Regions from separate parts of the Homo sapiens genome. Here region 1 is linked to region 2. Evidence: chromatin contacts called from ENCODE Hi-C or POLR2A ChIA-PET data. All regions are on one chromosome and are shown on one strand. Each heading gives the region's core, a stretch centred on a gene start or an enhancer-like site at or near the end of the contact. The rest is flanking DNA. Distances are from core to core; before and after follow the strand shown. Region 1 has its middle 68 kb from the start of RHOU. Region 2 has its middle 100 kb from the start of RHOU.

Region 1 (6,295 bases), core at 3,306-5,805, 33 kb before region 2:
CCATAAATTAGTTGAGTGGGGGGGCAACTGTATCTTGAATGTAGCTCTTGATTTACATCATCCAGGTAACATCACAGAAGAAGATGGGACTTTTCCAGCTACAAAGGTGTTTATGATACCGAAATAAAGTCCAGGAGTCCCAGGGAAAATTCCAGGATTTTATCATGTCTTCCTGCATAATAACTTTGTCCTCCCCTAGTGAGCCCTGGCTCAGCAAATGACACCCATATCCACCCAGTTGTTCAAGCCAGAACACTGGTTGGAAGTTATGTTGATTCACCTTATTCACAGTAGTTATGTTCTATAAAGTCACCATGAACACTGAATTAGTGAATACCAAACCATTGCTCCTAGAGGAAATAAAGGGTTAAGTTCCTGTGTGCAACTAATCACAATTTTATCAACTGATCAATACATAACCTTGCTGTGTATTTGTTTCTGTCTAAAGATACCTTATTCAATACACATTGTTGATTCATTAACACTGAACTCACTGCACTATAATCAACACCTGAACAAAGCTTAACACTGGTATTTTCTTCATAGAGAAATCATAGCCTTTCTGCAGCTCTGAACAAAAGGCAGCATTTCAGCTCTGTTCTGAGAGGCCATTTAAAACAGCAAAATCACCAATAAAAAGCACAAAAAGGCAAAAGATGTATTGTGTAACTAAATAGACCTTGAAAAGGATACTTGATGCAGTGTGACAGCTGAAACAAGCAGGCAGGGTGCCACCTTGTTCCACCTCAGCTAGGAATGTGTGCATTGAGCAACTCAAATTTTTCAGGGCTCTGTGCATTTCTGCAAATGACCATGAAAGCACCATGAGTATTAATTTTAGGGTTACAAACAAATTGTAGTGAGTAGGTAAATTTGCAAATATGGAATCCACAAATAAGGAAGATTGACCGTATATTTGACCCCATTCCCAGTCACCAGTTTAATCAGTTTTACATCCTTTATATCTTTAAAATTGGTCCACTTCTTTTTATCTATACCTTCCACACCTCAGTCCATCCCAACAAACCACTTCTTCTGGATTAACAGGTTGCAGTCAGCCCACATCAACTCCTGTACCTCTTTAGTCTATTTTTCACTGGTGGCAAAAGGGGAGGTTGGCAAAGAGGGCTGTGGAAAGAGATGGGGCAGTTGTTGAAGAGAGAGGAAATTTAGGTTAAAGAAGATTTTAAGGAAGTAGCCTCCTTTTCTCCTTTATCTTGTGTGTGTGTGTTCTTTGTGATAACCTGCTCAGACTAGTTGAAAGGAGAAGACTCAGTGTCACTTGAGTTATGTGTACAATATTAATCTATTTAACTGTCTCCATAACTCTATATGTAGATACTATTATTATGTCTTGTCTTAGTCAGCTCAGGCTGCTATAACAAACTAACATAAAATGGGTGGCTTAAATAAGAAACATTTATTGCTCACTGTTCTGGAGGCTGGGAAGTGGGAAGATCCAGGCACTGGCAGTTAATAATGTCTGGTGGGGGACTGCATCCTGGTGCGTAAATAGCCGCCTAGAGCTCCATTTGAGATTGTGTCAAATTCAGAGAAAAGCATTCAACCAGAACTCAGTGTAATGGACTGGGCTGGATGGAGTAAGCCAATGGCCCTTAGACATTAATGGAGCCTCGAACTCATTGTTTCATGTACAATAAAGGAAAACTTCAGATTTGATTGAACAAAGAACATTAGTTTCCTTATACCAACTTGGGAATCATTCTCAAAATGTGATATTTTGTTTAGTTATATGAATAAACATTATGTCTTCTGATGAAGGATGAACCTTAATATTTGGAGGGGAAAAAAGCTATCACACACTCTCACAACCCCCTACCAGCCTTTGGGCCTTGGGCTGAGGCCAAGGCAGCTGCCCTCAGGGCACAGCAGTGAGCCACTTGACCAGTTTATTCCCCCAGATAGGATTTTGTGCCTCTGGCTTTGAAGTGGAATAAGCACTTCCTATCTGACATGGAACTAGCAAACCAAGGGTCAGGCTTCGCCTGCTCAGAGGAATTAAAGTCGATTGAGAAACACAGCTCTGTTTCTTGCCAAGAGAATCTTGCCAAGAGAATCTTGTCAAGAAACAGCTTTGAAGCTTTCTTCCTCTATCAGAGCTGGAGACTTTGGTACATGGGGTTATCATCACTGCGGCAGCCAAAGCAGCCTCGCTTTGTCTCTAACCCTCGCATCCACACAGCAAAGAACACTTTGAACTGTGTTTTTTGCACGTCCGTGTGTGCCAAGATCTTGTGGGATCCCCTGTTTTTGAAACTAGGCCACTCTCCGATAAGGATGGAGACCTTGCTTCCCTGCTCCCACCAAACAGAGCTTTCTATTGCTGAGTTACAGTGAATACAAGGCGATTAAAACTACAAGCTAATTTATGCTCTCTTGGGAGGAATTAAGGAGATGAAGCAACTGCTTTCTGGGGAGGAGAAGCGATGTGTATTTTTATCTTGCACCACCTTTCACTCTCTAGTTCTGCCTTGTTCTCCACAAATCTGTGTTAAGGCCTCAGCAGGTGCCAGGCACAGCCTCATGGAGACAAAAGCAGCTCCATCTTGGATGCTCATCCGCCATGTTGACTCCTGATTAACCCCAGTTCAGGGAAGGCCTCTGAGATTTTTACTTTCATGTACTTACCTTAACTCCTGCCCTTATGTCAAAACAACCTTGATGTTATTGTAAACACACATTTCCCATACATCCTGCCCTTAGACAAATTCTATATGGTACATAGCCCTGGGTCGTAGGGGTAACTGAGCAGGGATCCACCATCTTGTCTTGTGGCTGCCTGAGATGTGGCCTCTGTTCGTAAAGTCCCTATTAAGTGTTTCTTTCTGAGAAACTAGATTTGTCAGCCTCTGTTTTCAACTTTTCAGCTTCTTTGGACTTTGGGGATAGTTTTGCATAGACCTACTTAGCAGGGCACAGCGACCCAAAGTGTGGTCCTGGCAGCATGGGGGACCATCCAGGCCCTCACAGAGGACACCCTTCCTCCTGGCGGTCTGGCTGCGGCTGCTGGACCTGGTGTTAGGAGATGGCAGTTTAACACACAGCACCTTAACCATCCATGGCTTGCCTTTTCTTTCACAACTTGTCCTCAGGTACAGAGGTCTTCAGAACTTGGTTCCTTTCCAAAAGCAGAGCAGTGTTTTGACACAGGAAAACGCAAGGTCCTTTATGCCTGGAAGAAAGCAGCTTTCTCCTGCCTCCTCCTTGATGCGGTTCCCAGCCACCGCCCCCAGGATGCTCACTCCCTTTTATGAGCTGAGAGAGGCAGACCTTAGGGCCTCCTCCAATAGTTAATATACATTTTTTATATTTTTAAAAATTAACCTATCATAGTTGTACATATTTGAGGGGAAGCATGTGATATTTTGATACATGTATACAACGTGTAATGATGAAATCAGGGTGACTGAGATATCCATCACTTCAAACATTTATCTTTTCTTTGTGTTGGAAACATTATAATTCTCTTTTAGCTATTTTGAAATATACCATAAATCATGGTAAACTATAATTTCCCTACTGTACTATTGAATACTAGAACTCATTCCCTCTATTTAACTGTGTGTTTTTACCTGTTAACCAAGTTCTCTTCATCCTCCCCTCCCTTCTTCCCTTCCCAGCTTCTGGTAACCACCATTCTACTCTTAATCTCCATGAAGTTCACTTTTTTAGATTTCACATAAGAGAGAGAAACATGTGATATTTGTCTTTCTGTTCCTGGCTTATTTCACTTAAATAATGACCTTCAGTTCCATTCATGTTGCTGCAAATGACAGGATTCTGTTCTTTTTAATGGCTGAATAATATTCCATTGTGTATATCAAATATTTCATCTTAACATAAAGTAAGCTGAAGTAAAGATAACTACCCTCAATCAGAGTCTAGAAACATGGCGACTGAGATTTGGGGGTAAGGAGAGCAGTGGAGGGTGGAAAGGTGTTGAGGTACCCTGTGCTTTGCCCACAGCTGGGGCTACACAGGCTGCCTTCTCTCCTTCCTCCTTAGGGTCTAGCACAGTCCTACCTGGCCAGATGCAAGGTCACATTGCTAGCAGACACCCCCCTTCCTCCCTCTTTTCTTCCTCTTCTTCACCCCTCTCATTCTTCACCCTAGTAGCCACTGTGGGTGCCCAAGTCCTGCCTGGGTCCCTTGTCTCCACCTCAGGTGAGCTGGACCTGCTGTGGAGGTGAGCTGGACCTGCTGTGGAGGTGAGCTTTCCCGCTCTTTGGTAGGAAGGAGAAAGCACTGAGCAAGGAGCTGACTGATGGGCTTAGTTGCGAACATGCATGCTGGTCTCAGGCTAGTCTTTCTTTGTCTTCCTTTGCCTGTCCCTGTGAGCCAAGAGCCTTCACCACAGGTACTTGGGGTCAGCTGCAGGAGATTTCCTGGAACTCTGAACTTCTGGGTTTCAGTTTCTCTACCTGTCATATGAGAAGGAACCTGTTTGAGTCTCTCTCACAGCAGGCTGGTGTCTGCACGGAGGCTCTGAGGAGCTCATGGTCATGAAATCTGAGTGCCCCAAACCCACAGACGGAGACAGAGGCACCGCTTCCTGGAAGGCACAGTGAGAGCTGTTAAAATGCTAAACGACCAGGTCAAGCCTCCATATCCCTCGAGAGGCGTTTATGCATTTTACTGGAACACTCTGGCATGAAGCGTTCCCTGAAACAATTAAAAAGATAATGTACTCAGCCTGTGCTCTGTCTGTCTTTACTCTTTGTGCTTTTTCATGACGTTATCCATTCCCAGAACTCAGAGAGCCCCCTCTCCTCTTTCAGTTGACATTTGCTTGGCTGACTGACTCTCTTACTCGCTGTTTCCTTTCCTTTGGATGATTGACTTTTAGCATCATTTCAATGTCTATAACTAAATCAGCAAGGCTTCTAGGTCCAGCACTATAATTCTAAATTTCACTGCTACTACAAACATATCATGTCTGCCGACTGGACCAAGTGATTATAAGTCCCAATTAAACCCTAGGTTTTGCTTTTAAGCCAGTTTCAAGTCAGGCATTTATTCACAGTTGTCTGTAATATCAGGCACTGTGCTAGGCAAATGCGGCAGAAAGTGGCTGAGAAATGGTGCTCATTCTCCCAGAATTCAGAAGGTTTTGGTGAGACAGACAGATAATAGTTAATGAATTTAATGATGACAATGCAGTGATGATCAGTGACGAGCCGATGACTTGATAATGACAATCCATGTGATAAATACAATAGCAATGGTATCATAACGTGACGGGACAGTGAAGAGGAGAGAGTAGCCTAGGATAGGGCTGCACAGATGAGGTGATGTTTGCACCAGGCCTTAGAGGCTAAGGAATCTCAGCAGGGCAAGAAGAACTTCCAGAAAGGGGAGCATCCGTTCATTCATGGAACAAATATCTATGGGGAGTTTGCAGTGTTGCCTAAACAAAAATCAGGAAACCTGACGTGTGTGTTTTTGAAAAAAAATATTTATTACAGAAGTTTTTTGTTCTTTTTTTTTTTTTTTTTTTTTTTTTTTTGAGACGGAGTTTTGCTCTTGTTGCCCAGGATGGAGTGCACTGGTGGAATCTCAGCTCACTGTAACCTCTGCCTCCTGGGTTCAAGTGATTCTCCTGCCTCAGCCTCCTGAGTGGCTGGGATTACAGGCACCCACCACCACGCCTGGCTAATTTTGTATTTTTAGTAGAGACGGGGTTTCTCCACCTAGGTCAGGCTGGTCTTGAATTCCTGACCTCAGGTGATCCGCCCGCCTCGGCCTCTCAAAGTGCTGGGATTACAGGCTTAAGCCACTGCGCCTGGCCAGAAAATTTTAAACATACAAAAGTAGAAAGGCTAGTAAGATAAAGCCCCATATATACATCATCCAGTTTTAATCATGGTTCTTGTGGTCTCCATGCACTCACCCACTACAATTAGCTTCTGCTGTTTATTTCGAAGCAAGCCTCTGGCATCATATAATTTCATTCTTAATGTTTCACTAACAGGATGGTTTAAGTTGCGGAAATGTCAGTAGCATTAGTTGGACCTGGAGGCAAGATTTGTTGGGACAGAAAGAAGGAAGAAAAGTAGTGCTAGGACTGCCAGTTTCTCCCCAACATCCATTCATGCCCACCTTTGTATGGTCACAACTCCTGTATCATTTGGGTGGAAATATACCTAGCCTGCCTTATAGCAAGTTATGGTCATGTGACTGAGTTCTGGCTAACATGATATAAGTGAAAATTGTTGAGAAGGACTTCTAGGAAGGGCTTCCTAAACGGGGTATCAAAAGTCTAGAGAAGACTTCT
Region 2 (6,499 bases), core at 2,907-5,406:
AATATTGTTCTAGCCAGTGTTAGTTTTGACAGGATTAGTCATGGATCCTAATATAAGAGTCCCAGGATCCCTGTTGGTTGGAAAGCCTGTTAAAATATTGTTTTATTTCCCTGCAGCTCGTAAGCTCATGGAGCCCTGCGAGGCATTTTCACATATAGTGCTTCTTGGCCAATGTGTTTCAGAACATAGCAGCTGACGGGGTGAGAGGCAGCTGCCTTTCCTGAGTGAATCTTTGCCAGAGAGTGTTTGAAGAAATATCTTTAGGTAGACAAAAGGCTGCCACATAACGTGAGCAGGCTCAGGGGACACTCCTTGGGTCAGAAGTTGGTGCTGCGGGCTTGGTCAAGGTGTGGCAGCCACTCAGCCCTGACCGTGCTGTCTGTGCCTATGGAGTCTTTGATAGACTGGAGCTGGGCAGACCAGAAGGTAAGCACAGCCACAGTGAAGGAAAGCTGTGAGAAGCCAGCTGGTGGGAGCTTCTGGGAGTATGGTCATGTACTTTAAGACAGTGCCATGAAATATGGGCCACGTGGTTATTCTGAAGGCTTGATCCACGCTTCAAACATGACAGTTGACTCTTCCTTCAGCCAGTAGCTATTGTCTCTGTTTCATTTCGCTTTTACCGTATTATCTTAGTTCATTCTGCTTTGCTATAAAGGAATACCTGAAGCTGGGAAATTTATACAGAAGAGAGGTTTCTTTGGCTCATGGTTCTGCAGGCTGTACAAGCATGGCACCAGCATCTGCTCAGCTTCTGGTGAGGTGTCAGGAAGCTTCCCATCATGGTGGAAGGCAAGGGAATGTCACATAGTGAGAGAAGGAGCAAGAAAGAGAGGGAGGAGGTGTCAGGATCTTCTAAACAACTAGATCTTGCGAGAGCCCATACAGTGATAACTCATTAAGTACTATGAGGATAGCACCAAGACAGTAATGAGGGGTCTACTTCCATGACCTAAACACCTCCCACTAGGCCCACCTTTAACATTAGAGGTCACATTTCGCATGAGATTTGGAGAGGACAAAACATCCAAACCATATCACTTGTTATGAAGACTGTAGGGTGGAGTTGGTAGGTGGTTGGACAGCGTGCGGGATCTATGACCATTTTGGGTAATATCCCAGGTTATGGTCTCCAGGTTTTACTGAATTTGCTGGAAAAAATTATGCCTTTCATAAACTAATATTAGTGAATACCTACCTCACGCTCTGTTTTTTTCTTTTAAGAGATGGGGTCTTACTATGTTGCCCAGGCTGAAGTATAGTGGCTGCTCAGAGGCATGATCATCTCACACTACAGCCTTGAACTCCTGGGCTCAAGCGATCCCCCACCTCAGCCTCCCAAGTAGCTGGGACTATAGGCTCCTGCCACCAAGCCCGGGTCCTCTCTATTTTCTTGTAGCATGTTATGTGTCTATTTCTAACATGTTAAGCTGATTAAAAAGACCACAAAACAATGAGGCCAAAATTCTGTAAGTTTTGTGTCATTAATATTTTTTCTAAATAAAACCCACTCAAGTCTTGTTATTTTCTGAGTTTTCATTTCCAGCCTCTCTTATCCTCTAAGCCTTTCCTCATGTCATCTCAAAAATCTCTTCTTCCAATGCTACTCTGACTGTATCATTGCTTGGTTGCTGATTGCCTATCATAATTAGCCAGATTTGTCAGCATGAATGAATGCTCATGTCAGTGTCAGAACAGGCAATACACATTTGTTAAAGGGACAGATGTGTGAATGGGCGCTGATGTTCTGCATGGGTAAGTCCTTCCGCGTGGCTCACCCCTGTTTCTTTCCCACACTGCTGCAACAAGCCTGCCTACAGTTTCCTACCCTGGGATGCCTGCACTAGCATGCACACTGGAGGGCAAGCCTTTACTGACTGGAATGTCTGCACCTGACTATCTGTGCTAGTGGGATCAATGATGGATTCACCACCCGGCTAAGCTTTCCCTGAGTTACCTGGTTGACGATGTTCACTAATCCCATAGCCCCCAGGGCTTGAGAGTATCGTTCACAGCAGAGGAGTTTGCATTTCTTTATGTATGTAGTAACATATTATCTTTTATATGCACTTTACCTGCTTCTTCCTTAGAAGGTAGACTCCTCAGGGCCAGAAATACAGTCCTCTGTTTCTTTTATCCCTCCTCACAGCCTCTGCCAGTGCTCTGCAGCTCAAAGGTCCCTGATAAGCAGAGTGACTTCAGCATTGTAATGAACCAGAGCACAGAGAGAGGCTGTGCAAGCAAAGGGTAGGAGCAGCCCTAGAAGAAGGCACACATTCATTCCTCGGGTTGCAGCCTGTTTACAGAGGGAGAGAATCTCTGCTGCAGTTACCCAGCATCCAGGGGTCCATGCTCTGCCAGCGTCACTCAGCCACGTGAGATGGGGTGATTGGACCAAAGGAGATACATGGTGTTTTATTTAGTGATGGTGGGGCCATTTCTGTTTTTATTTGTTTTTAACTGGGGTATGTGTGTCAGGACCACACAGCAGCAGGGAGAAGCTTCCACCTGCTTGGAACAAAAATGGGAAGGCTGCATTTCCAGGCTGCATTTATCTTATGTGTAGTGTAAGCAGCATCGCTGACTGGGAAAGAAAAAAGGGTAAAGAGCATTATAGATGCCTGATAATTCAGTCCTTAAGAGATGGCTCACTCAATTGCTTGGTTTTGTATTTTCATTTCTTTTCCTGACTGAAAATGGATCTGGAGCCTGAGAGCACCTGATGTTGGGCGAGGCCTCTGGGTACGAGGTGGAAGTTCACATTTCTGGATTATGTGTAGTTTCAGAATGCCTTCTATCTCGGTGTCAGGATAGATGTTAAGATGCAGGAATTCTCATAAATCTTCTCGTTAAAAAGAAGAAAACAACAAAACTTCTCACAGAACATAAAAACCATGTCAGGTGGCCGGGCGTGGTGGCTCATGCCTGTAAACTCAGCACTTTGGAAGTCCAAGGTGGGTGGATCACGAGGTCAGGTATTTGAGACCAGCCTGGGCAACATGTGAAATCCCGTCCCTACTAAAAATACAAAAATTAGCGGGGAGTTGTGGCACACTCCTGTAATCCCAGCTACTCAGGAGGCTGAGGCAGGAGAATCGCTTGAACCCAGGAGGCAGAGGTTGCAGTGAGCCAAGATCATGCCATTGCACTCCAGTCTGGGCGACAGAGCAAGACTGTCTCAAAAAAAACCCCAAAAAAACAAAAAAAACCCATGTCAGGTTGCTCCCCTGAGCAAGGCCAAGCTCAGTTTTCACCTGGTGGTCCCATGGGGAGCTTCCTGTGGCTTAGTGTTTGCGTCTGCCATTTGCTATCCCTCCCCAGCACACCTTCCTGTGGATGGAACTTGCCAGAACTTCCTCAGCAACCCTGAAGAGGAAAGCTGGAGGCCCCAACAGACGCAGAAGTGGGCTGCACTGCTGTGCTTCCATGGGGCAGTCAGGGCTCAGGGCCCCAGCAGCAGGCCAAACCCCAGCCCAGCTCCCTTGCAAACCTCCTCTGTCATGTACCCTGGGAGTCAGGTCCAACCCCACTATGTCACAACTGAGGAAACAGAGGCCCCGAGAAGTTCAGGGAGAGCTGGGGTCAAGATGCTAGATCCTGCCTCTGGGTGTGGTGGCTTTTGTTCTTGTCATCCGGTGGGCACTGGGCCTGCCCCGCACAGCTCCTTCACCCCGGAGAGGTGACAGCAGACTACATTAGGCCCTGCCAGGCCCAAAGACTCCAGCCTGTTAATCTTTAACCAGAGCTCTGGACAAAGGTAGCCCTTCTGACCTCCTGAGAGTTTCTGAATAGCTCGGAGGCTTCTGTGACAGAGCCACACGTTAGCAATGACATATATTTAGTGCAGGGAGGCATGTTGAGTACAGTTCTAAATTCTGTTGTGAATTGTGCCCAGGGAACAAGCACAGAGAACATTTTCACCATGGATATGTATGTACTTGTAAGAAGCAGCTGGGTGGTTCCTTCAGCAATCTGCTGAGCTGTGGCGATTACATCACACACTGGTGCAAAGGCCTTGAACCATTAATGTGCTGCCTCTGCGAGGGTGACCAGGATTCCAGCAATGAACAGAGAAGGTGCTTGTCCCCACTGCTCACTGGGTGCCTTCAGATTCTTAACTTTTGTCTTTTTCTTTTTTCTTTCACTTCTTACCTGTATCTATAAAACAGGACTCTGTTTGCTTTGAAAAGAGCCAGAATGACCTCAGGGGTCAGTGACTCATGCTGTTGGCTCTGTGAACACAATCGAGTGCCCCTTACGTAAGAAGCTCCTGCTATCTGAGGGAAGGGAGGTCCGAGCCATTATTCCTTGGTTATAAACACTCCATGTGGTTTTGTTTGGTGGTTTTAAAAAAGGTGTGTCCACAGGGTTGGTGTTCTAGAATCGTGGGCAGAAAGAAGTCTAGCTCCTTTCATCCAAGGTTCTAAAGGGTTCTCTGAGCTGTAACTCAGCTCTAACTGGACAAAGAGGCAACAATTCCCCTCATTTCCTGTGCGCTGTCACCACAGGAGGCTACACTTAAGGAGGTCAACTCAAGTTGTTTGGACCAAGCTTCCGCAGTTGTTCCCATTATCCTGTTTGAATCCATTCACTCTTACACTGGCCATGCAAATAGACACTCCCCAAGGAAAGAAGGACCTTAGAAAATAAGTGATCTCAGTTTTCATCTGACTTTCTTCTGGGGTGTGGGGCTGGTCATGGGTCTATATTCCCTGCTGTGGTCAGGGCCCTGTGGGACATGTGGCTGTGTCCCAGCCCTCTAGCACAATCTGCCGTCACTCCTGGGCTTTTGTATGCCTGCTCCCATTTGCTCTTATCTCCTCAACAACCACGTCAGGTAGATAATACATACCATCAGTCCCAGTTTACAGATGAAAAAAGTGAGGCACAGGGAGCTTCAGTAACTTGATCAAGACTAGAATTCAGAGAAATAGCCAAACCATGACTCATGATCCTCTTGCTCCAAAGTGCGTTGTCTCCCCCACAGCCCACTATATTTGTTGTTTATTTTTGAAAATGGTCATGAACTCAGCTAAGACGCTGGGGCAGTGGAGCGGAGGGAGAGAGCCTGCTCTTCACAGAGGGCTTATGGGGTGAGAGGAAGGGAAGCTAAGTACAGGGCAGGCCGGGGCCATCTAAGGTGGCCTCTGACCATCCTGGAGAGGCATGGGGCTAGAGAATGAAGAATGAGGCAGAAATGAGCGTTTTTGAACTGGTTTACCGAGCAAGAACTAGAATGGAAGGGGACATATTACAAATGACAAATGCCTGATCCAAAGCCCATGAGATGCTATTGATGAGGGCCACGGACCCTTACTCTGTGCAGACACAGAGGCTTGGATGCACACACTTGCATACACACACACACACACACACGCACTGTTTTGTTTTGCTCTGCTTTATTTTTGCCACTGTGGAATAATAAGAAGTACAGTCACGCATTGCTTAATGATGGGGATGCAGTCTGAGAAATGCATCAGGTGATTTCATTGTTGTTTGAACGTCATAGAGAGTACTTACACAAACCTAGACGGTATAACCTACTACATACCTATACTATATGGGATAACCTATTGCTCCTGTACCAAATACTGTAGGCAATCGTAACACAGTGGTATTTGTGAATCTAAACATATCTAAACACAGAAAAGGTACCATAAAAATGTGGTTAGAAAAGATGAAAAATGGGGCTGGGCGTGGTGGCTCACGCCTGTAATCCCAGCACTTGGGAGGCCAAGGTGGGCGGATCACTTGTGGTCAGCAGTTTGAGACCAGCCTGGCCAACATGGTGCAACCCCATCTCTACTAAAAGTAGAAAAATTAGCTGGGTGTGGTGGTGTGTGTCTGTAATCCCAGCTAGTCGGGAGGCTGAGGCAGGAGAATCATTTGAACCTGGGAGGTGGAGGTTGCAGTGAGCCGAGATTGTGCCACTGCACCACTGCACTCCAGCCTGGGCCACAGAGCGAGACTCTGTCTGAAAAAAAAAAAAATTAAAAAAAAGATGAAAAAAGGTACACGGTCTAGGGTAGTTACCGTGAATGGAGCCTGTGGGACTGGAAGTTGCCCTGAGTGAGCCAGTGAGTGAGCGGTGAATGAATGGAAAGGCCTGGGATGTTACATTACTGTACACTAAATTTATTTTAGCTACACTAAATTTATTAAAAAATAAAGTAATTGCACTATGACATTATGACAACCATGGCATGCATCGCTAAGGGATAGGTATTTTTCAGATTCATTGTAATCTTTTGAGATCACCATCATATGTATGGCCCATCCTTGGCTAAAATGCCATTATTTAGCATATGACTGTACACATATTGGTCTCTGCCCTCAGTTCCTGACACAGAGCTCTTAAAATCCTTGGAGTTTCTTGAGAGATAGGAGTGCTAGTAGCATCTTTTGTTCTAATCGGGCAACTCTGGCTGGGCTCCTAGATAGCCTCGGGATGGGAGTTGGTGGCCAGGGGAACCAACCATGTGATTATAAAGTTGGAACT

Evidence for each region. A loop is a pair of places that touch in the nucleus more often than their neighbours do. ChIA-PET counts read pairs that join two places held with the same protein, here RNA polymerase II (POLR2A). Pooled maps may share reads with other maps.
Region 1: a loop to region 2 is called in a pooled map, with 2.2 times the contacts of the local background. The contact joins two enhancer-like sites. A Hi-C loop is called at or near these places in 2 of 168 maps with a recorded cell type or tissue (GM12878 and naive thymus-derived CD4-positive, alpha-beta T cell), 24 of 37 single-sample maps with no recorded cell type and 15 of 50 pooled maps. POLR2A ChIA-PET finds 5 or more read pairs at or near these places in 13 of 52 experiments (A673, H1, HepG2 and 8 more).

What each region holds. Positions count from the first base shown.
Region 1 is chr1:228,800,561-228,806,855 of GRCh38, forward strand. No RefSeq gene overlaps it. Among named protein-coding and RNA genes, the nearest start is that of RHOU, 68 kb to the left of the region's middle. Within about 2 kb of position 4,556, at least 3 of the 41 ENCODE cell types and tissues checked have a DNase peak (open chromatin) inside an H3K27ac peak, as active enhancers do.
Region 2 is chr1:228,834,400-228,840,898 of GRCh38, forward strand. No RefSeq gene overlaps it. Among named protein-coding and RNA genes, the nearest start is that of RHOU, 100 kb to the left of the region's middle. Within about 2 kb of position 4,157, at least 24 of the 41 ENCODE cell types and tissues checked have a DNase peak (open chromatin) inside an H3K27ac peak, as active enhancers do.